Linked DNA regions of Homo sapiens: regions 1, 2 and 3 are each linked to region 4. The links are chromatin loops, found by intact Hi-C in ENCODE. Cell type or tissue: dorsolateral prefrontal cortex. All regions are shown on one strand. Links, peaks and the distances in the headings refer to the core of each region. The heading gives the core; the rest is flanking DNA.

Evidence for each region. A loop is a pair of places that touch in the nucleus more often than their neighbours do. Peaks named below come from ENCODE experiments on the same cell type or tissue, not always from the same donor. Only the 100,000 strongest peaks of a DNase experiment are listed, where the experiment ranks them.
Region 1: a loop joins it to region 4, with 2.7 times the contacts of the local background. A loop is called at or near these places in 3 of 110 quality-filtered maps.
Region 2: it touches region 4 in a loop (2.3-fold over the local background); 3 of 110 quality-filtered maps call a loop at or near these places.
Region 3: it touches region 4 in a loop (4-fold over the local background); 6 of 110 quality-filtered maps call a loop at or near these places.

The regions. Positions count from the first base shown.
Region 1 is chr6:114,275,240-114,281,004 of GRCh38, reverse strand. The region is part of intron 1 of HS3ST5 (heparan sulfate-glucosamine 3-sulfotransferase 5); the gene reads left to right. The region is part of intron 9 of HDAC2-AS2 (HDAC2 and HS3ST5 antisense RNA 2); the gene reads right to left. Among named protein-coding and RNA genes, the nearest start is that of HS3ST5, 65 kb to the left of the region's middle. In dorsolateral prefrontal cortex, for the core only: no CTCF peak of the experiment used is centred there; no DNase peak of the experiment used is centred there; H3K4me3 peaks cover 560 bases; H3K27ac peaks cover 632 bases.
Region 2 is chr6:114,171,446-114,177,210 of GRCh38, reverse strand. All of the region lies in intron 2 of HS3ST5 (heparan sulfate-glucosamine 3-sulfotransferase 5), which reads left to right. The region is part of intron 6 of HDAC2-AS2 (HDAC2 and HS3ST5 antisense RNA 2); the gene reads right to left. Among named protein-coding and RNA genes, the nearest start is that of HS3ST5, 170 kb to the left of the region's middle. In dorsolateral prefrontal cortex, for the core only: no CTCF peak of the experiment used is centred there; no DNase peak of the experiment used is centred there.
Region 3 is chr6:114,105,580-114,111,344 of GRCh38, reverse strand. All of the region lies in intron 3 of HS3ST5 (heparan sulfate-glucosamine 3-sulfotransferase 5), which reads left to right. The region is part of intron 5 of HDAC2-AS2 (HDAC2 and HS3ST5 antisense RNA 2); the gene reads right to left. Among named protein-coding and RNA genes, the nearest start is that of HDAC2, 140 kb to the right of the region's middle. In dorsolateral prefrontal cortex, for the core only: CTCF peaks have their summits at 2,556 and 2,761 (motif pointing right); a DNase peak (open chromatin) is centred at 2,784; H3K4me3 peaks cover 1,323 bases; H3K27ac peaks cover 2,904 bases.
Region 4 is chr6:114,340,670-114,346,434 of GRCh38, reverse strand. It overlaps HS3ST5 (heparan sulfate-glucosamine 3-sulfotransferase 5), which reads left to right and starts at 3,412. Exons shown (of 5, transcript NM_153612.4): 1 at 3,412-4,240. LOC107986638 (a long non-coding RNA gene) reads right to left here and starts at 4,110. Exons shown (of 8, transcript XR_002956366.2): 1 at 4,046-4,110. HDAC2-AS2 (HDAC2 and HS3ST5 antisense RNA 2) reads right to left here. Exons shown (of 10, transcript NR_125845.1): 10 at 5,706-5,765. In dorsolateral prefrontal cortex, for the core only: a CTCF peak has its summit at 2,786; DNase peaks (open chromatin) are centred at 2,784, 3,544, 4,024, 4,944 and 2 weaker places; H3K4me3 peaks cover 3,561 bases; H3K27ac peaks cover 3,500 bases.

The sequences.
Region 1 (5,765 bases), core at 461-5,460, 66 kb after region 4:
GCTTATCTTTCTTATAAGCCTTACTTACAAGGCTACTATCTTATGTTAAAGAAGCAGAAGTGTGTGCCCTCAAAAGGTACCACAAACCCATTGACGTGAAGCTTACATTTACAGATTGCAATGTTAGTTCGATGATGATTTGAGGTTTTATGAATTTATTACTTATTTATTACTTCAGCTCTGTCTACAGCTGAAGGCGCCCTACTTTGGTTTTAATGCTGAATCGTGAATAAGCAGGTCAGATTACCTTCAAAGGCATACAAATTGAAATCAGATCTCTGAAGGCTCATCCAAAGGAGAAGAGATGAAGTCTCTTATTTACTGCCTTTAGAAATATCTTACTTTTGAATGGGGAAAATAATTGTACTGAAATCAACTTTAAATACACCATTTATGATGTGTAAGGCAGCAAAATGTAGTCAGAAGTAACTTAATAGTTTAACATTCAGTAACCATCGTTATGCCACTGGAATGAGTCTTTGACGAACTGGATTTGGAATAACTCCTGCTGGCCCAGATTCTCTTTCCCAGCAATGTGTCCCTCTGCCTGTTGGAAGAGGGCGTACCTCCTGAATCTTAGCCTGGGGCCAGAGCCCTCATCTTACCTGTTGAAAGGCTATGTGATGCTGACCCACAGTCTCCTTTCAGGCTCAGCTCACTAGGCCCCTGTTAAATCTTTCTTAACTTTCATGGCTGCCATCTCCTGCCCTGTATCACCCCCTGTATCCTGGGGTAGAGTATCCCATTGTGCTCAGGAGCAAGTGAAATCACCCTGAACAATTTTACCTTTTCCACATTCTTTGTGTTTTCTTTCCCTCTGCCTGGAATACCTTTTTTCCAACATCTTCCCCCACACCTCATCCCCCACTCTCTCACACATCTTTATCCTGGAAAACTCTCACTTTTTTCAGGTATCACTTAGATATCACTTCTTTGGGAAGCCCTCCCAGGCTGGCTTGGCCTCCCTTCCTGTATCCTTTCCTAGTTCCAGTACCATGTAATTTAGCTTTGGTCCCATTTATCATTCTGAATTAGAATTACCTGCCCATTTCTGATCTGTATGGGAACCTTCCTAGCTACTCCATAATATTGGAGGTCAGGGAGCAGGATTCACCATGATGTTTCTACCACTTGTCTTAGTGCTTCTACATAGTAATATCTCAGTAAATATTTGTTGAATGAATGAGCACACTGTTTGGAGCCAGCTTGTCCAAAATCTCCCAACTTCTGGAAGGTAGCCCTTCCTCTCCCACCAGACCACTGCCCTGCTGCAAGAGACATGTCCTATATCTGGTACTCCTACTTCTGCTCCTTCCTTTCAAGGTAAATCCAGCCATACCGGGGCCATGTCCTGACCATAATGAGGAGGTTTTCAGGAAGCAATAAAATGGGGACAGCCTTCAGGAGCTAATAGAAATGTGGGGACTGTCCAGAATAGAGAACACCCCCATTTGGCATTTTTATCATTTAGATCTCACTGCAATTGCAACAAAAATCTGGGACAGCTTTGTTAGATGCCATCACCGCATGGTCTAGATTTAGAACTGTGTATAACACATAAAGCACAGATTCCACCTATTTTTCTCTAAATAGAAAGAACAGGTTATAAAGTTGAAATTTTGCTTCTGTGGCAGAACCCCATGGTGCAATTTACTGCTCCTTATTTCTCTTGTACTATATTAAGAACAAACACGATTTATAGGGCATTTCCTGAAGCAGCACTTTTACATTTTAGTAACATTGCATATACTTGCTTTTGCTTGTACAGACAGAAATACATTCCTGCTTTCAATTCAATGCTGATAAACACACAAGCACACACATCTAAATATTGGCATAGATGCTGATTTTTTTTAAAAAATACGAACTTGGAATATTCCTGAAGTTTTAACATACTTAAGTAGCTCCAGATTTCTTTGTCTAATTGCCAACTAAAGAAATTGACTACTTGTTGCCATTAAAGGTTGATTAGCAATCCTATAGTTTACTGCCTATTTATCTAAGTGGAATTGATGCAGTAAAGTAGAAAAAGAGTGAATAAAAGGAGTTTTCTTCTTGAAGTGCTTGATTCTTTACCAAGCTTGGGAGCTTTTCCTGAGTGGTGACTTACTGATAAACTGATTGTTAGCTGCATTCTGTCGTTTGCTGTGGAGAACACATTTCCATCTGGTTTTCGAAAGGAATCCTTTGAGATCTACATGTGTGCATGAAATTATATGCAGAGAAAAAGGTATGTTCCCCTAGCCTTCGTCTTTTTTAATATAAATTCACTCAGAGGTTCTTATCACTCCCTGTCTGTTTAATTTCTACTTCAGCAGTGTGCTTCCTCTCACCCAACCTGCCCTCAGCCTTTGGCTTTCTGGAAATTAGTATGCAGTAATCAGAATGCAGCTGACCAAAAATTAAAACCCTGGAGATTTATTATGAGTTCATGGTCCCTCACTTTACTGGACTTTTAAAGAATACTGAAGTATCAGTATTTTAGAAATAAATATGAAAAGACCTCACATTTCTCTTAATTTCTAAATTCTCCTCCACTTTCATTTTATTTTGTTGGACTTCACTATTTATTTGGGAGAAATTTTTCTGTTCTTTTTGACTCTAACCTTCTAAGAATTGTTAAATTTGCAAGCAAAATTATGCAGAAAATGTAACCTTAAGGCAGAAAAATTAATAATAATGACAAGAAAAAGAATAATGCTTTAAATTGCCTACATTCAAATTCAAGAAGTAGAAGAATTGAACAGCAAGGATTTCTATTGATTTTGACATTTATTTTTTATTACAGCATGGTGTTCATTTATGGAGCTATATAAATCGCATAAGAATAATTGAAGAGCACATGTAAACCTGCTCCTTTGCCCCTTTTGGGTTTCCTCCCTCATGACTTAACCCGAATGTCAGGAAGCAGCTGTCAGTCATGAGTGGCAGTGTTTAATCACCTATTGTTTCTCCCACTAACCTGCCCCCTCAAAGCCCATCGCAGGTGGCCTTCATCAAAGGTAAGTAATGAGAACCACAGAGCTTTGTCATCAGTGATAATTAGGGTGACCATTTCATGTTTGGAAAATTTTAACATACATTTTAAAATGACAGAGTAAAAAAAATAGTCATCTTTTTGTTCCTTTGTAATTACAACTATAACCTCGACAAGGCAACCTGCAATGAGAGCATTCTTGCTCAAGAAGGGATATAAGAATAACTCTCTGGAGCTAACTCTTTTAAAACGACCTTGAATAATATCTGCATATGGCTTTTCCCGAAGTTAGTGAAATTTCCACATGTGTACTCAAGTACGGAGCAGTTTAGAATACATTCCCTTATCGGGAACTATTTCCCCTTCCCTTTGCCTATGAAATAAATGTTTTGTGCAAGAAGCATTATAACCCATGAATGTATCCATTAACTCCAGAGATACAAATGGAATGGGAAAAAGGAATGGGGAAAAAGTTAATATTTGCATTTATACAAAAAAATTTATGACTGTTATAATTACTGTTACTGTCTGTATAACTTCTGTTGTAAGCAGCAGTGTATTAGGTTGGTGCAAAAGTAATTGCGGTTTTTGCCATTAAAAGTAATGTCAAAAACCGCAATTACTTTTGCACCAACCTAATATTTCCTCTTGTAAAGAAGCAAAAGAAATATAATTTATTTTTTCCTTTTCCTAGTTCTGCTTATTACTTATCCACCATGGGCAGACAATACCATATTGATACTCTAACTCAGAAGAGCCACTCTTGGGTTACAGAATTTAAACAAGAATTAAATCAAGAATTAAAAAAAAAAACAGCTTTAATAATGTATCATCCTTATAGAGGAGGAAGTGATTCTGCAAATATTTGAAACGTTAACCTGAAAAACCATGAATCTTGTGGTATGTGGTCTTATAAACAAAACAAACAAAAACCCCAAAATACTCTGACTATAGAATTTCCATTGAGGTGAGAGAAAGTCAGACTGGGGAAAGGGTAAAGCTGAAAAGTCATATTGATGTTCATTCTTTGCCAAATGCACCACTCCCTTCCTGTTGTAGCTTCCTAATGCAGCCAGATGATCATAATATCTTCCAACAAGATCTAAACTAATCCCATGCTGACCATCGTTCCATTATTTCCTTACATAAATACAAGGATATAGGAAAGAGCAAATATTTTATGCAAGGTAGGTTATGTGGATCAAGTAGGAAAAAAGGAACAAATGCATATGCTTGAAAAATAGGCCTTTTGTGCCAATTAGACCCCAATTGTTGCTGTAGAAACTGTCCTATATTTTATAAAATATGAGTTAAAGAGTAGAAAATTGAAAATGGAGTGCTGAGTCATTTAATATATTTCATCTGGAAACTTTCACCAAAATTTGAGAGTTTTTTTGTTTTTTTGTTTTTTTTTTTCCCACACTCTCATAGCTTTTGGAGATTTAGCTGTAGCAGGTCATGGGCTAATTTATGTAAATGGAATTTGTACTCATACAAAAAAATGCTTTTTGCTTTTTAATAGCTGATCAGAAGATTACTCTTATTATGTGTAAAAGCATGAGTTACCCATTGATTACAAAGATACTGAATACTTATTCACTTACGATGCCAATATTTAAATGTTAATTCATTTAACCAATAAATATATAAATAACATTTTATGTGCATGGCATATGAAGTATTATAAGCACATTCAGAGCAAGGTATTAATTATTAGCATGTCTTTTACAGCGTAGTACTCTAGGATGTCCAATGAACTGAGAACCCCATAGGTCAATGATTCTAATCCCAGCTCTCTCACCTTGAGAGTCACTTAATTTATTTAAACTTTGGTGTTATTAAAGAACTAACATAAGCATAGTAAAGGGTTTCCAATTTCCCCCCTTGCCTTCTATGTGCCTTTTATTTGGGGTGGGGTGGGAGGGCAGCTAGCCACCTCTCCAGCCCCATAAATTTTGACCAGCCTATAAACAGCTGTCAGAAAATAATTTTCGGGTGGTGTTTGAGATTGTGCTAATAACCTCAGGCAAGGGGCATGGAAATGGGAAAGGGGCCCAACCTAAATTTCCATTAAAGTTGAAAACTGATGCCTAAGCCCAAACTACGAGGACTTTTTCCTATCACAGAAGTCAGCAAACTATATAGCCTGTGGGCCAAAGACCTGCACCAGGTTTTGTACATCTCAGAATTGAGAATGGTTTTTATACTTTTAAATGGATGGGGAAAAAATTAAAAAGAATAATATATTGTGATGTGTGAATATTATATAACATTTAAATTTCAGTACCTGTAAATAACGTTTTGTCAGAACACAGCCATACCTATTCATGTGCTGTGGATGGCTGCTTTCATGCTATAATGGCAGAGTTGAAGAGTTGCTGCAGAGTCCAAATGGTCAAATAACCTAAAACATTTGCTATCTGGCCTTTTACAGAAAGTTTCCTGATCCCTACCCTATGCTATAAAAACCCTAACCTTGTTTTAGTTGGGAGCCACCTGGTCATCATGTACTCCCTGATGCACATGTGCTGACAAAATCCTCCATGTGAGTCACTTAAATCATTCCCTTTTTCACAGTTTCTGTATGTATTGTAAGCATAAAATATATACAAGAAGGTGTTAATGTAAAGTTTAGTAACACTGTGTGAAGCACTAAAGAGAATGCTTGGCACAAAGGGACAATGTTAGCTACTACTGGTATTTAGTTGTATAATTAGTTATATGTTTATTGACTTAATAAACATATATTATGTTCTTTTTATTTATAGTTTATAGTCAGGGAACTAGT
Region 2 (5,765 bases), core at 205-5,204, 170 kb after region 4:
TTTCAAGGGTTATTCTTGTGGATAAAAAAAATGCAAGATTATTTTGATACATACTTGCCTTCTTGAATCTGGATGTCAAAATGTATGATACTACCCATTCAAACTACGGTAGAACTGCATTGCAATTCTGAGGACAGGAGAGGGAAATGGGATAGGGAAATACAAACTAATTTTCAAGCCCTGGTGAAAGGACTAAGAATGTGAAGGAAATGCAGGTTGCACAGATGACTGAAAACAGGAAATGGGTAGGGAGTTTGTTGCTAAAATGCTCTGCTTAAGAGCTCTTAGGGCTTAAGAGCAGGATTCCCAACTCTGGCTGCAGAATCACCTGGGGAACAGACCAGTCTTGGGAGTGACTCTCATCTAAGCTAAGGCCACATAAAAGAACGGGTATATAGGACATAAAAATAGATTTATACCCCAGAGCCTTTCTCTATGCTTTTTAGAACACCTATACTGTATGTGTTCAACAATTATACCTTGCCTTGTTTTTGGGGGATAGCGTGGGGTGAAGAGGTAGTTTTTTTTAGAATCATTTACCCTGAGTAGGCATTCAGTAAATGCTTTGTTGCCAATCTGACTCCACTTCCAGCCGCAACCCCATGGAGTTGAGTTGAATGACATCTAAACCTGTAGGTAAGCATGCATGTATACATAACCCTTGTTGTGAATGAAAAGCAAAATTAGTTCTTTCAAAAATGTTAGCTTGGCTCTGATTAGAGATAAAAATAAAAACTATAGGTTTCTGCCAATGATACAAGTGGCTTTTTCCTACAAGGTACCCATTTTTATTTTCGACAGCATTTGTCTTTCTTGAGAAAGTCCTTCATTCAAGGACCACATTGCAACCGTGGATCATTTATGTATAACTTAGTAGATGATAGACATTGGAAATTACCGTGACAGGTGTTTTCACATTGTTTCTGATGATCTGAGAAAAAGCACATTGCCAGAAAAGAGTGTGGAGAACTCAAATTCCTCAGAATCAATTTGAAACAGTCTTTTGAAATAAGAACTGCTTTAAAGAAGCATTTTGGAAAGGGGTGGGGGTGGGGAGAACAGTTCTTGAGATGAAAATACAGTTCAGTAAAACAAATTTATTTATTGATGGAGACTATACACTGTGCTTTAATTTATTCATCATTATTATTGCCTTGAAATTGTTTTTTGTTACCATTCATATAATGGCCTCAGGAGGCCCAGAAGAGAGCCAATGAAAACAATTCTGTGGGTGTTACTAGTGAAATATTTCATTATACTTCAAGATAAGACATAAGAATATACTAAAGAGACAAAGGAATACCAAAAGCTGAAGACTAAAAAATACAGAGAAAGAATGTCTTTTTTATACAATGGCCCATCAGTGCTAGCACTAATCTGTAAAACCAGTAGCAGTTGTATTAAGTAATTTATGTGGGAATAACAATTGTTTTTATATTACTTTTGCTGTGGACGATAACATTCTGTAAGCTCGTCATATTTTTAATCTTGACTTAAGAAAAATACTGCTGTGGCAATTATTAAAATAAGAGTTCCATTTATCTTTGTGCAAGTAGCTTCTTCTCTTCCTCCTGTGTCCTCCTCCCTCACGTGCCCTCCCCTACCTGACTCCATTCCTCCTCCCCCTTAGCCAAAGGCATTTGTGAAATATAGAAGCAGTTATGTCATGCTGTTATTTTGGGTATTCTTAATAAATGCTTACTGTATTTCAGAGGTGGTCTGAGGAGGTCAGCTAATGCAATTTCACTTTGATTACTTATTTGAATTTTGGATGCAAAGAACCCTGAACCAATTCCCTGAATCTGTCATAATCATAATTTAGTTATCTACAGCTGCTTCATTAGATTTAAGTCTCTTTCAAGAGGATATTGATTATTCCAGTTCTTTATTATATAATAACAATATTCATAAGATGCCCTGTTCTCCATCTTCATTTGCTTGACCCACTAATGGGTACTGGTTTCAAATTTTCTTTTCCAGTCACAACATCCCCTTTAAAGTTCGGTGATTATAGTGACACAGCCATATCAAGTAACACCTTTAGCTACTTCAGGTGTTATACATTGGATTTTATAAATTCTGCCCCTTTCAATACATCAATACACCTTTGCTGTTACCATTAGAAGTCTGTATCTTAAACTCAAATCTTAGCATGGCATTCCAGAGCTTAACATCCTTCAATGCTCCTATTATCTACCTTGCACTTTTCTTTTTTCTTTTTTTGACAGTCTCGCTCTGTCACCAGGCTGGAGTGCAGTGGCATGATCTTGGATCACTGCAACCTCCACCTCCCGGGTTCAAGCAATCCTCCTGCCTCTGCCTCTTGAGTAGCTGGGACTACAGATGCAAGCCACCATGCCCAGCTAATTTTTGTATTTTTAGTAGAGATGGGGTTTCACCATGTTAGGCAGGATGGTCTCCATCTCTTGACCTCGTGATCTGCCTGCCTCGGCCTCCCAAAGTGCTGGGATTACAGGAGTGAGCCACCGTGCCCGGCCTGCATTTTGCTTTATAGAGATAGGTGGTATGAGAAAAGTCTTAAACCAAAACGAGAAACTTGTTCCAGCTAAATGAAATAACCAAATGGGAACATTAGTGTTAACCCATATCGACTTTGGTAAGTAATTTTTTAAAATGTGGTTATATTTGACAGTTTGTATTATTGCCAAAAAGAAAAAAGAAACACATTCATCATGTATGAACTTCTCACTTAAATGATTCATTAATCTTTTTAAAGGAGTTTTTTTGAGAGCATCTAGAATATTCCAAGCAGTGGTCTAAGCTGTGGAGATTAACAGTAAAAAAAATAGACATTGTCTTAGCCCTTATGCTGCTTACACTCTGGTGGGGGTACAGGCCAGTAAAGAGATAATTGCATCACTCTGTGATAGGGACTTTGATTGGAGAGAACAGGGTTGTAAGGATCTAGAGAAAGGGCACCTGGAAAAAGAACTGCCAGAAAAATCTTCCTGAGGAAAGTGACATCCAAGCTGAGACTGAAGAGGAGAAATTAGCCAGGCTGATTAGGATAGTGATCTAGGCAGAGGAGCAAAGCCCAGAGTATTCAAGGCATTGAAAGCAGCTCTGGATGAATGAATGGGCCAGGCAGGGTAGAGTGGGAACAGATGAAGCTGGGGAGCAATTAGGACCCCAGTCACGCAAGGTCACAATCAGGGGGAGGGGCAGTTTGGGGGAGCCAGAGAGGTCTTTGAAGTGTTGACTTGAGGTGCCTATAGGTATCCAAGCAAGATTTCCAATAGGCAGAGTCTGCATTGCCAATAAACAAAGCATTTGATTTTGTTTTTGGGTTTTTTGTTGGTTTGCTTGTTTTTGTTTTTGTTTTGTTTTGTTTGAGATGGAGTCTTGCTCTGTTGCCCAGGCTGGAATGCAGTGGTGTGATCTTGGCTCACTGCCACCTCTGCCTCCCGGGTTCAAGTGATTCTCCTGCCTCAGCCTCCTAAAGAGCTGGGACTACAGGTACCCGCGACTACGTCCAAGTAATTTTTATATTTTTAGTAGAGACAGGGTTTCACCATGTTGGCCAGGCTGGTCTTGAACTCCTGACCTCAGATGATCCACCTGCCTCAGCCTCCCAAAGTGCTGGGATTACAGGCATGAGCCACCGTGCCCAGCCAGCACTTGATTTTGAAATTTACAATTTAGTAGCTAAATTTAATTAAGAAGTAGCTCAATTTCTTGAGATTCCTTGGCGAGTTCATTAGAAATTTCTTTGACTTATCTCTTATTACTAATTTATAATTCACTTAGTTCTATATCTGTAGCTCCCTTTCTCAACAAATTTCAGAATTATGTGCTTAAAAATATTTTATTGATGAGTTAAGTAATTACTCATTTTTAATTTCTTTGTACTTTTTTCAACTATAAGTTGACATAATTTAAAATGTTGTGGCCTGCCATAAGAAGTGCAAAATCGAGAATATAAAATAGATTGTAGCATTACATTAAAAGAGTGGATTCTGTGGAAGTTTAATTCCCCATGCTTGTCAAAAGTTGTTAAAACATTGCTAGCCCTTTTTGAATGTAAAATGTGGGCAGACATGTACTAATATATCAAAAAATGACACTTTGTCAAAGAAGGCTTTCATGGAAGAATGTTCTGAATAAAATGTTTTCTTTTAAAAAGAACCCGACCTGTTTAACATTCCAAAGCAAACACAAAAGAACACAAAATACCTGAACTCACTGCCAGTCACAACAGTTAGTTTCATTTACCCTTTAATACTTTTTTTTATATTCCAAAAATTGTTCCCCAAAAGAATTATCAGTTTTATTTCATGATAACCCTGGCTTGAAGTAAAATAAAAGTAGCTCTGACCCTCCTCAAAATGGATTCTTTTCAGACTTACTAGCACTTCTAATAGTATGATGATGATATAGGTGGCTATGTCTACTGTTAGACTCAATGTAATTATATGTGAAGCAACAATTCCCTTATCTATTAGGAACACTTGCTGCAGTTAACTGCATTTCACTGTCTGACAGATGAAATGCAGAATTAAAATCTCAAACTAGTTTCTCAAAGTTTTCTTTTCCCCCCAGTCATTTAAAAATCTTTTAGCCTAGGGGAAGATGGTAGCTGGAAAAGAATGGGAAACCAGATGGCATTTAAAGGCCTTAGCAAGATTTACAAAGCAGATGTGCCTGTATTTTTACCTATTCTAGCTCCTCAAACGGGTCTTCTCTGCTATAATTGCTTTGCAATGGTTCCAATCCTTTGAACCTTCTGAGGATGTCCAGAGTTACGATAATGTTTGATAGTTGAAATGTTAAACTGAAAATCAATAGATAATTGGCTTTGATTACTACCTAATACTGTCTAATCTAAATAGGAGGAATATTTGTATGTGTTACTCATATTCTTTGCAGAAAACACACTGAAGCCTAGCTCTTGAGCGGGGATATCGTTCATTGGAAGAAACAGAAACAGATGGCAGTTGTGGTAATTGAGATACAGTGTAGCTTAAAGGCATCCTGGAATGCCACCTAATAATGGTAGTGTGAAAAGGAAAGAAATATTCTGCACAACTTACTTGATGTGTAAGCTGAGTCTGATTTTACAGCTTTATAGCCTGCTCACAATTAAAATGCCCCAAGGGTTATTGGTGGTGTTGGGGGTAGAGATTGTGCAAAGTTTTGAGCTAATGTTAGAGAATGATGGGAACAAATCTCCCCAACCATAGAGGTTTGTTGGAGAATAGAAAGCCCTGGTTTTAATAAAATATTAGAGAATTCTGCATATATTAATATTTGTATAAAAGGACACTAAGATTGGGGGCAACAGGTTTTAATTACTAATAGTCAAGCCAAATGTGTTACCTTTACCTTTTCTTTAATTTACACTATTACTGCAAGGGAGAACTATTTTGTTGTTGTTTGTGGTGGTGGTGGAAGTGGGGGTTACAAGCATCTCACAGTTGAGAATGCCTTCCTAGCCCTCTGAGATGGGAGCTGAAGACAGTAAGGGGCAGCACTGTGGATTTAGGCTTTGAGTCTTGCCTCCGTAACTTACGAATTATAAGTATGAATTACGTATTCCTTAGTCTTTCCAAGCCTCACTTCATTCATCTGTAAAATGGGCTGAATACAACTTTATTAAGCATTTAGTTCAGTGCCGAACACATATTCAGTACCTAATAAATTATAGCAATCATCATCAATAGACAAATGTGCACAGCTTAGAAGTTTTTCCCACCAAGCACACTAAGGATTGTAGGACATTCATGGATATAGTTTTTTACTGCACC
Region 3 (5,765 bases), core at 208-5,207, 240 kb after region 4:
TGTTCCTATTTTGAACTTAAAACTGTTTCAAGATGTATTTTGCAATACAAATATGTGCCATCTCATTGCACTGTTCATTGAAAGATTTCTCTCTAGTGTACTATGCCCAGAAAGCATTGAATTAGTTATGCTCCATTGAAACCAGTACAAAATGGACTGAGAAGTTTATAGTTTCTATGTCAGATTATTAAAATAACATTTTCTTCCAGGCCCATGCATATACTTTTTTCCAAAGCAGTAAAAAACGATAGTTTACTAAAAATAAGAGGTCAGGTTTGCATATTCTCTATACTTTGGGGGTGAATATGAGTTGGATATGAAATCCAAATAAAACTAGAGGATAGATTAAATGGTGCATGATGTATTCCAAGGTCAAGAATTAATTAAATGTAATTTTCACAGTGATATTCTTAGAAAATAGGAAATTGCCCTATGCTTTTTGAAGAGAATGAAATTTGGTTGTTTAATTGTTAGAAAATAGTACACTATACATATTTTAAATATTTTGTCAAACTAATTGAAGCCACTACATTATAGAATATGCAAAAACAAGTTGCAGTTTTTAAAAATTCATGTGATTAATTCCATGACACTTTTAATAGCCTCACCTGTCTCATCCCACATCATGCCCTTCATTTACTCTCTTATATCCACTCTCCCCAAACCCTTCTTTCAACTTTTCAATTTTCTAAATATCCTATAAAGCCTAGCTCTTCCACAGAAAGTCCTTTGACTGTAAGACCCAAACACTATTCATTTCTGATTTCTTTTGGCCTTGGGTTTAGTACCACCATTCCAAAGCAAATGGCCTCTACTGGCTAGTTTTCACATTTAACAATTTGAGGTTTGTAAGGACAAAACTGAATTCTTACATGGCTCTTCTCATCCCTACAGAACCAGCCTGGTCCTGGGCACAGAGTCATGCTCAAAAGCATGTTTCATTGATTGATTTAATGGATAATTAATGCATGTCTCAACTCACCACCCAACCTCCAGCACACTCTAGCTGCCTTTTAATAAACATCTAGTATGAAATTCATTTTGTGATGGCAGTGGTGACAGTGGCAGGGAAATAAAATAATGTATAGACTCTAGGCCACAGTTACATATTTCATCAACAACAACAATTTTAATTACTTTTTGACAGATTAATTTGAAGTAGGCTAAGGGAAAATCAAACCAATTCTCTAATAAGCCCTCATCTATCAAAAAGTCATCCCAAGAGGTGAATATTTTGTATGTAAATGTGTGTATATGTAAATGGCATCACTGTAGTCCATCGTTTCTGGGTCCCTGCCCTTGAGGAGCTTACAGTAATTCTGGTTTGAAGAATGACATGGCATGTTGAGAGAGAAATCATTATATTATGTCCATTTGACCATTATATAAGTCCAGCTAAGTTGGGATTTTTGTTTATGTTTTCTGCAGTTTCTCCTAAAAGGTAAGCACCATGAAGGCAAAGACTATGTCTGCACTGTCCCTTGTTGTAGCCTTCATAGCTAACACAATGCTTGCATATAGTAGGCAATAAATAAATATTAAATTAAGGCAGAATTGCTATTTGACATAAAGAAGACTGGGGAGTGAGAAAGGGAAGGCAGTCAGTACGCTCTAAGACTGCAAAGGTAGCACACACTGTGGTAACATGGTGTATTATCTACACCTCTCATGAACAGCAGCCATGGACCAGGTCCTCCCAGAAAGGAGAGCGATGAGGGTCCAGGGATATCCATTACCCAGGAAGCAAGACATGGCCAGAGAGGAAGGGAAGGAGTGCTGTGCTGCAGCCAGACAGCTGGAGCTCATGAACACCAAGTATCTGTTAAGACTGGCCCCGGGGAAGTCCAGCCTTGGCTCCAGAGCTACTGGATTTTGGCAAGGAAGGTTTTTAAATTCTTGGTCCCACTGAACAGGCAGATGGAGGTGAGCTTCCCCAGCCAAACTGGGCTCCTGAGCTGTGGATCTGAAGGTAGAGCCCCTAGGGGATTTCACCCTGAGGAAGAGTCCTCAATGGTCAGCAATTTTGCTCTTGGTATGAAAAAATAATACATAAATGCATATATATATATATACACACACACATATAGATACAAACACCTTCCGCTTAAACCTTTAATCAGTGCAAGGGTTGCTTCTGTTAGGAGAGTAGTGGAAGACTTTCAGATACATTTTTTTTTTTCTTGAGACAGGGTTTCACTTTGTCACCCAGGCTGGAGTGCAGTGGCACAAACACAGGTCACTGCAGCCTTGACCTCCCAGGCTTAAGCAGTCCTCCTGGCTCAGCCTCCTGAGTAGCTTGGACTACAAGCGCCTGCCACCACATCTGGCTAACTTTTGTATTTTTGGTAGAGATGGGGTTTTGCCATGTTGCCCAGGCTGGTCTCCAACTCCTGAGCTCAAGCCATCCACCAGCCTCAGTCTCCCAAAGTGCTGAGATTACAGGAGTGAGCCACTGTGCTTGACCAGTTACATTTTTAACAGCTTTATTAAGGTAGACTTGACATATAATAAATGGCACATATTTTAATTGTACAATTTGATAAGTTTTGACATATGTATATACCTGTCACTACAGTCAAGATAATGAACATATCCATCACCCTTTCCCCCTAAAATGTCCTTATGCCTCTTTGTTATCTATTTGTGCCAGTTAATGTTTTATTACTTCTCAGCTCCAAATGCATTTTTTGCCTGCTCCATGAAAATGGACCTAGGTCCTTTAAATATTTTCCCTTTGGAGCTGTCAGCATGTTGAGCTTTGTCGGTAGAGGGCGCCGGAGAGATATTACCAGAGGAAAGGGTTTCCCTTCTGGGTTCCAGTGTGTGCACTGGACAGGCTCTTCTAGGGGCCGGCATCACCAGGTGGCCACAAGCTCCCTGCAATACGTCCTCGGGCATTTTCATAGGTGAGTGCCTCTGATGAGACACGTTCTATGAACAGCTCCTCTGGCACCCTAGAAAGTGGATTTCAAGCAACTTACACCAGTGCTGCAGCCAGTTCCTTTGCTGTCTAGTTCTGTATTTCAACCTTATTGAGGCGGTGGCAGAGGGGCGAGGAGTGGGACTTTTTCTCGGGTGCTCTGCCTCAGCATTCAAAAGCGTAGCTGCTCCTTATAGCTGCTATTCCTGTAGAGTTCTCTTTACCCCTGGTTGCTCCAATCCCTTGTTATAGTTAGTAATTCTTTATATTTTCTCTGTTTTAATTACTGTACAGATTCCCTCTCTTGACTGGACCCAGACTGTATCTACCTTCTCATATATCTATATTTACATGCACACACGCACACACATCTGTTTATATCTGTATACCTATATCTGCCTTCCCATGTGAATTTCCCTATGAATTTTAGAACTCCTATCAATTTCTACCCAAAAAAGCCTACTGGAATATTGAGTAGAATTACACTGAATCTATAAATTAATATAAGGAGAAATGACAGCTTGGCAATATTGTGTTTTCTAACCCATAAACAAGTTATACTGCTCCATTTATACATGCATCTTTAATTTCTCTCGATAATGCTTTTTAATTATCAGTGTACAGGTTTTGCATATTCTTTGTCAAATTTATTTCCTAAATACTTCACACATTTATGTTACTGCAATGACATTGAAATTCATATTGATCACTGCTAGTATATAGAAATACAGCTGAGTTTATATGCTCAACTTGTATTCTGCAACCTCACTAACTTATTCTAGTAGCATTTTTATAAATTCCATCAGTCTTTCTATGTAATCATGTCATCTGCAAACAAAGACAGTTTTACCACTCCCTATCCAATCTGTCTTTTCTTTTTCTTGCCCATCGCACTGGCTGGAACTTTCAAAACAATGTTGAGTAGAAGTGGTAAGAACAGACGTTGTCTTCTTCCTGATTTTAGGAGGAAAGCATTAAGTCTTATTAAGTATGATGTTAGCTGCAGGTTTTTTGGTGATGATCTCTATCAGATCAAGGAAATTCCCTTCAATTTCTCATTTGCTGAGAGTTTTCATCAGAAATGGACGTTGGATTTTCTCAGATGCTTTTTTAGCATCTACTAAGGTGATCATATGGTTTTTCTTTTTTAGTCTGTTACTCTGATAAGTTACACTATTTGATTTTCAAATGTAAAACCATCCTTGGGATAAACTCCACTTGTTCATGATGAATTATTTTTTAAATGTTTTTCTATTTTTCTTCTCAAAAAGTTAGAATATAAAACTTTTGGGAAGGGGAAAAAACAGCGAGGAAAATATGCTGATGCCTTCTTAATCTCTTACTCAATTTTAGTAAGTAATTTGAGCTTTGGGGAAGAATAGAATCTATGTTTGCTTCCCATTACTTCTCAGTATCATTTCCAACCCAAGTCTTTTTGTTCAGTTTCTGAGATGGGCTTAATGAATTTTTTTAAATATACCATTTGTTGGTCTTCTAATTTTAGCATCAGAAACAAAGTCTGAGATGTGATAAAATACATAACAATCTTATAGAACTTATATCTTACCTGGTAACTTTTCTCCAATAGAACTAATATTCAGGTAGTTTTTCCTTGTTAATTATTTTCTAGGAATAGATGATTGTATGTGTTCTCAGAACCTTGTCTTGATTTTCAACTTTTATACATTGTACCTTGCATTTCATAATTACCTTGAATAAGTGATTTCAGTAATGGTATAAGCTTCAGCTCTAAACCAGCAAGGAAGTTTTTTCAAAAGGAAAGTTTTAACTTCATGTTAAATATTCTCCCAACTTCTAGACAGTCATTTTACTATAGTTGCCACAAATCAATACCTTATTTTCATGTACTGCATAAAAGTTGTTATAGATGTATTTTTTAAAGTATGGATATGTGCCCATTATATGTAGTTTTTACTCTGTACTGTTATTTACAGAAAAGTACAAATAGAATATATTGTAAGTGGGAAAGGCAGAATTTCTTTTTTGTAGGTCTTTTTTGTTCAATTCAAATCAAGGAACATTTATGGAATGCTAACTCTACACAGCGTTCTTTTGTTAATAGTATTTCTTAATTTGTTATCCTTTTCCTAAGTGACAGTATTTTATCATTTTATTCGATAGGTCTATTTTAACAGAGAGATGGCTACTCTTAGATTAGTCATATGATGGATGATAATGTAATTTATTTCATTCAAGTAGGGATAGTTCGTGCATTTCTGGGAATCTCATTATCTTGAAAACTTTGCCCTATTATCTTCTTCTTTTCATGAAATTACCTCCTTAGCTTAATTACAAGTGTAGTGTTTTCCCACAGGCAATATAATATCTACTTACCCTAAATACCCCAAAGTAAAGAACACTTGGAGCATTAAGTAAAACTGATTTGTTGAGCCCAAATCGAAAACAACATTACAGCTTACTGGTTAATCAATGTAAATTTCACTAATGCCACAAGGAGTCAAATCCATTTGTAAAAGAACATGTGTGCAATCTATTTCATAAACTTGTATCATATGCAATGTTAATTTGATCTAAGGTAGTTCTGTGAGACAAAAAGAATATTACCCCAAAATGCTCTATTTAATCATTGTATAACAAGAGTTATGCCCAGTTATGGCAGGAGATGTGCACAGAGCTATGTAGAAACGTTTATTGACACAGAAAACAGCAGTTTATAAATTTGATCAGTTAGTTATTATAGCAAATTTATAGTGCACTTATCCTAAGGAAAATCTACTCATTAGTGACCACAAGAATAAGAAGTCCCCACTTTTTACCAAATTTAATTCTTGAAAATTGTTTCTAAGGTGACAACAATATTTCT
Region 4 (5,765 bases), core at 293-5,292:
ATGGCATCCTGTTCTGTTGCCCAGGCTGGAGTGTGGTACAATCATAGCACACTGCAGCCTTGACCTCCTGGGCTCAAGCAACCCTCCCACCTCAGCCTCCTGAGTAGCTGGGACTACAGGCATGTGACACCAAGCCCATATATATTTTTTAATTTTTTTGAAGAGATGGGATCTCTCCATGCTGCCCAGGCTGGCCTCAAACTCGTGGACTCAAGCAGTCCTTCTGCCTCAGCCTCCGAAAGTGCTGGGATTACAAGTGTGAGCCACTGTGCCTGGACTGAAGGGCCCTTTCAATGAATATTTACTAAACCAATTGAAAGTCAGCAATTGGCTGGTTAAAAGAAAAAAAGATAGATTTTGGAAAGTAAGTCAGCTGCCCTCAATTTCTTCATAATGACAAACATTTCTATATTTTACTGAGAGGGCAGTCTCCATTTGAAGCTGTAAAGTAAATAATATTTCTTATATTTTGGAGACAGAGCCTTGCTCTGCTGCTCAGGCTGCAGTGCAGTGGTGTGATCATGGATGACTGTAACCTCAAACTCCTGGGCTCAAGGGATCCTCCTGGCTCAGCCTCCAGAGTGGGTGAGACTACAGGCATACACTACCCTGCCCAGCTAATTTTTTTTTTTTTTCTAATTTTTTGTGGAGAAGGGGTCTCGTTATGTTGCCCAGGCTGATCTCAAACTCTTGGCCTCAAGTGATCCTTCCACCTTCTCCTCCCAAATTGCTGGGATTATAGACATAAGCTAGCATCACTGGCCCAAATAATATTTAATGGTTACATCTTTATGAGACAAGAGAGTATGCTGATGTTCAGGAAAAAAAATATATTCTTTACCAAATGAACACTCTAATTAACCAAATGTTTTCATTGCTGTGTACTTTATTTGGCATAGATGACTAAGCTAAACCAATAAATCTGTGACTGTTTTCAAAACTGTATTTCAAATAGATTTTTTGGGTGTACCATTATGTCTAGTGTTTAGTTTTATTTGTTTAATTTACCACAATACCAAAATGTTTCTTAAAATGTTAGACCACACCCACCCACCTCCACACTTCACCTAGCAGAAAATCCAGGTCATCTGTAGAAGTTGAAAAGCAACACAAAAAAGCTCATGCACCTTCATCTAATCCTCCAACCCTGGGCAAGGTAAAAGCTCTTTCCAGAGCATTGCATCCCAGTTTTTGGAACCGTACCTGCTCCCAACCCCAGGTGTGACCCTGTAGCAGGTAGGCAAAATTACTGTGACAATCTCACAATCCATCAGCTACAGAGCAAAGGATCCTCTGAGGAGAAGTTAGGATTGCTGAGAAAGCACAGGCTGCTGAGCATTCCTCTCCTGCCAGACATAAACCTGATGCAAGACAGAATTATGAGAAACCAGATTCAGCTCACCCATCCTCCTTCTCAGTCATCTTCCAGGCACAAAAGAAAGACTGAATACCAATCAAAAGATAATATAAATAAACCTTTTAAATAAAGTTTACTAATTGAAAGGACTAATAGATGGAGTGATGCATTCTTCAAAATCTATTGTCATGCTTTTGTGGACTTTATTGCTTATCAGCATTTTTCCCCTCAAGAAAAAAAAACAGAACAGCAACATTTGTTCAGAAAAAAAACAAACCATGTTTCTTCCTTTCTTATTACTTTTATTGTTTGAGGTTTCTTTTAGACTATAATGTGGCATTGTGATTTTAAGATGGGAAAAAAAAATCTCTTGTCTTTCAAACATAGGAATGTGATTGTATGCTATTGTTGCCAACAATGAGCTAAAGAGGTTAATGGATCACATATCTGGCAAACAGCCATCTTTCCTCCTGCTCAATATATTACACAGTATACATTTTATTGTTGCTGCTGAGCATATGATTTTGTCTGAGTAGTTGGTAAATAAGTTTAGACTTAACTGGTCTCTTTCTAAAACTCAACAGCTTTGTCATTCAGGCTATATCCTGAGATTTAAAAAGTGCAGTTTCGGTTCTTAGCTCATGACCTTTTGAGGTGATGGTAAGAGTGGTGGGAGGAAGGAGGTGGGGCGGGCTGTTGAATGAGAATCTAGAAATATTGTGCCTTGTAAATTGCATCCGACCTTTCATTTTCAGATTGCCTAAATTAACAGAGTGAAATTACCATAATAAAAAGGAATGGGTACTGGAGAAAGTACAGCAATTCTTTCTAGTGTTGTTTCCCAGATTCCTTCCAAAATACCTCTAATTAAATGGACCAACTCTCTCCACTGACCTCAGGTTGACACAAATTTGCATTCTGCGACTGTCATTTGAAAACAGACAAGCCGTCATAAGCAATAATGCTGTGATTTCTTGCCTAAAGGACTTTTCTGTGTACTGCATTTGTACTATGAAATGTAAGCAAGAGACTTAATGCCTCTACAGATAAAAAGGGAGGAAAGATTTTCATTTTTAGGGAACCCCAGAGGGAAAAAGTTTATCAATGAGAAATACAATGTTCTGGATAATTTTGGTTGGGTAGGAATGTATGTTGAGGGAGGGGACTAGAGTTGGGAGAGAGGAAGCAACACATCAGTCTCCTTGGAGCAGTAGAGTCCTTTCAGTCCGGTAAAGAGCACAGTAAGTAGCAGGTAGAATCAGCTCCTGGCCTGTTGTTTTGCTGGGGGCAAAGGGTTGGAGGAACACAGACTAAATTGGGAAGGCTAGTGTGCCTCTCGGCTTTTGGACTTGGGACCTGAAAGAAGGCTGAGTCCTGAGCTCCGCTTCCCAGCTAGGCGGTGATCGCCCCCTGTGACTCCGGATGCACACAGCAGCCCCAAGCACGCCGCGGCCGCCGCCCGACCCTTCACCGCCTCCGGCTCTCCCGCCTGGCACTCTGGAGCCACACACACCAGCTTCCTGGACACCTGTGTGCCCCAAGCTCTGGGTCTAGGCATCCCCCTCACCCCAGAGAGACCGGTCTCAGCGCCTCAGCAATTGGGTCCCTCCGACCTCTGTGTCCCCGAGTTCTGCCACCCTGGTCACCTCCGCAGGTTCCCCAAGCTGCGACCTCAGTCCAACTGGGAGCCCTGCGCGCCCACCCGGCAGCCCCACTGCGCTGCTCGCCCGCGGTTCCAGCGCCTGGGTGGGACGCGCAGTGGCTCAGCTGCGGGACCTCCGCCTCCGGGTAAATCCTCCTCCTCCCCTTTCTCCGCCTAAGGCCCTGCCCTCCCCCTGCAGCAAGCCGCTCCGGTGCGTGCGCCCGTCTCTCCGCCGAAGACACCTGCGCTTCCTTCCCCACCCTCCTCCTCCTCCCTTTCGCTGCGGTTTCTCCGCTGCCTTTGGGAGCTCGGGAGCGGCAGCTGGAGGAGGAGCACGGGGAGGAGGGGAAGGCGAGGAGGAGTAGGGGCGGGGTGGGTGGGGAGAGAGCCGGGAGGGTGTGGACTGGCAGCCACTCTGCAGCTGGTCGCCAGGGACCCGGTCCCTCCTGCGCGCCCAAGTGATGGAGGGGAAGAGATTCGCTTAGACACACACACGCGCACACAGCTGGGCACGTCTCCGGGAGGCAGCTGCCGGCTCGGGCGCTCTGGGGGCCGGGCGGCGGCCGTGACAGCGCCAGCCGCGGGGAGCGGGGCGCCCGCACAGCTTGGCACCGGAGGCTCGAGGACGCAGGAAGGGAAGATCCCAGTCACACTGAGTGTTGCTCTTTTGGGCGGATTGGGAGGGAGCGGGCTGCCCGAGGAGCTGTCACCGAGGACGCCCGAAGTCTCGCCCTCTGCGCGCAGGGTCCGGGGCTGCGCCGGTGCCCTCGTGGGGCAAGGAGGATGCGCACCTCCCCCCGCAGAGCGGCTGCGGTCTCCGGCACTGCGCGGACTCCGGCTCCTGCGGCCGCCCGTGCCGTGCCCGCGCCACGGGAGCGCGCCCTGCCGCACCTGGTTCCAGCCTCTCGGGGAAGTGCAGGAAACGCGCCCTAAACTCCACTACTTCTCGCCCGCCTGCCCCCCCGCCCGGCTCCCCGCCTCAGACCTCGCCGCCGCCGCCGCCGCCGCCGCCGCCTGCGTGTGGGGCCCGCTCGCGTCTTACTCACACGCGCCACGCACAGCCCTGTTGGTTTGCTCTCATTCACGCCGACTCGCTCTCCGCCGAGCCTAGCCCGGGCATCCGAAACTACTGGACCAACTGCCGTCCGGACCGCAGCAGCGGCCGGGTGACCCCCACGCGACCCGCCGCCGACCCCCGCGCCCTGAGGCTCCCGCCCGCGCCGCCACCGCCGGGGACCACGGTGAGCAAGGCGCGCTGCCCGCCTCGCGCGGGGGAGGGGCTTTGAGACCTCTAGATTTGGGGGGAAATGAGAAGGGGCAAATCGCCAAAGGGAAGCATCCGGGTGATGCCAGCAAAAAAGCACTTTGTGGGGTTCGGTTCTCCTGGGCGCTGCCTGGGGAAGACTTTTGAGAGGTTTGCTTAGGACCAGAGGTTAAACTAGTGCGAGATGAGAAACGGCGGGGGCAATTCCTGGGGTAAAATTAGACAGAAGGTGTCAGTCAGCCTGCCTGTCTGTTTCTCTCTCAGTCTCTCCCAGAGCGCTGGGTAGCGCTCTCTTTGAGGGAGAAAGGGAACACGCGTTTACTGCGCTCGCCAGAGTTTAGGGGTTCGCGTTCGGTCACTTCTGGGGTGGCTGTGGAGCTGTTTGGAGCGCGAGGGCAGCTTTGGGACAGTGGGGGCCTGCGAGGCCCCAGCAGAGGACAGGCAGAGGGCAGGCAAAGAACAGGCAAAGGCTAAGTTAACATGTGGGTGGGGTTTTCTCTTCCCAGCTGGCCCCCCCCACACCCCTCACAGCCCCACTTTATGCATCTCTTCCCACCCAACACACACGCGCGCGCGCGCGCGGGATGGATGCAGTCGAAGGGTGGTCATACTGTTACTACAAACAAGTCTGAGAGGTCGCTGTCGCTACTCACTGGAGCGCTGAGACTCCTGCTCCTGTTACTTGGGCGACCACCTTGGTTTAGGGCAACCTGCAAGGAGCGTCCAGCTTAAGGTGGATGTCTTTACCTGGAGGTTCCAAGCGCCCAGCAAACAAACAACTCCGGAGTCACTTCACCTTGGTGGGTTTCCTCTACTCTTCCGCTTCCCTACTTCAGTGCTTCAGGGCACCCACCCAAGGGAGCTGATGCTCACATTCGTGGTCTACCCTGTCTTCACCCGGTGGGACTCACTCTCTCTCTCTCTCTCTCTCTCTCTCTCTCTCTCTCTCCCCCTCTCTCCCTATTCCCTCTCCCTCTCCCTCTCCCTCTCCCTCTCCCTCCCTCCCTCCCCTCTCTCCCCCTCTCCTCTCTGTCTCCGAATACGAATACCAGTTTCTTCTTAGAAAACACTGGGGAGAGATTTAATATTTGCAAAGTGCTTTATGTCATATTACTTCGTGGATACATTTAATAGCACTGTAACTCTTCTCTGATTTATGTAAACTTGGTCTGATAAATAGCATGCAGGGTCGGGTTGGGTGGGGGCGAAAGTGGGTGGGTGGGCCTTCTTTCTGTGCTAATGCTCCTTTCTAAACTGATTTGCTAGAAGTAATAAACAGCTGGTGCTTCTCAAAGGTTTTACTTAGTAGTTTCTACATATTTCAGAGCTTTAGACAAATTACACATTATAATTTATTTCAAATATATTAAGGTCTTTTCAAGAAAAAGTTGAAGATAATAAAAGGGGATTACAAATATGAATATCAAAAATGATTATTTTTTAAAAAAGGTTTTATTGCTATCAATTATGTTGCAATAGATTTTTGTTGTTGTCATTGTTAC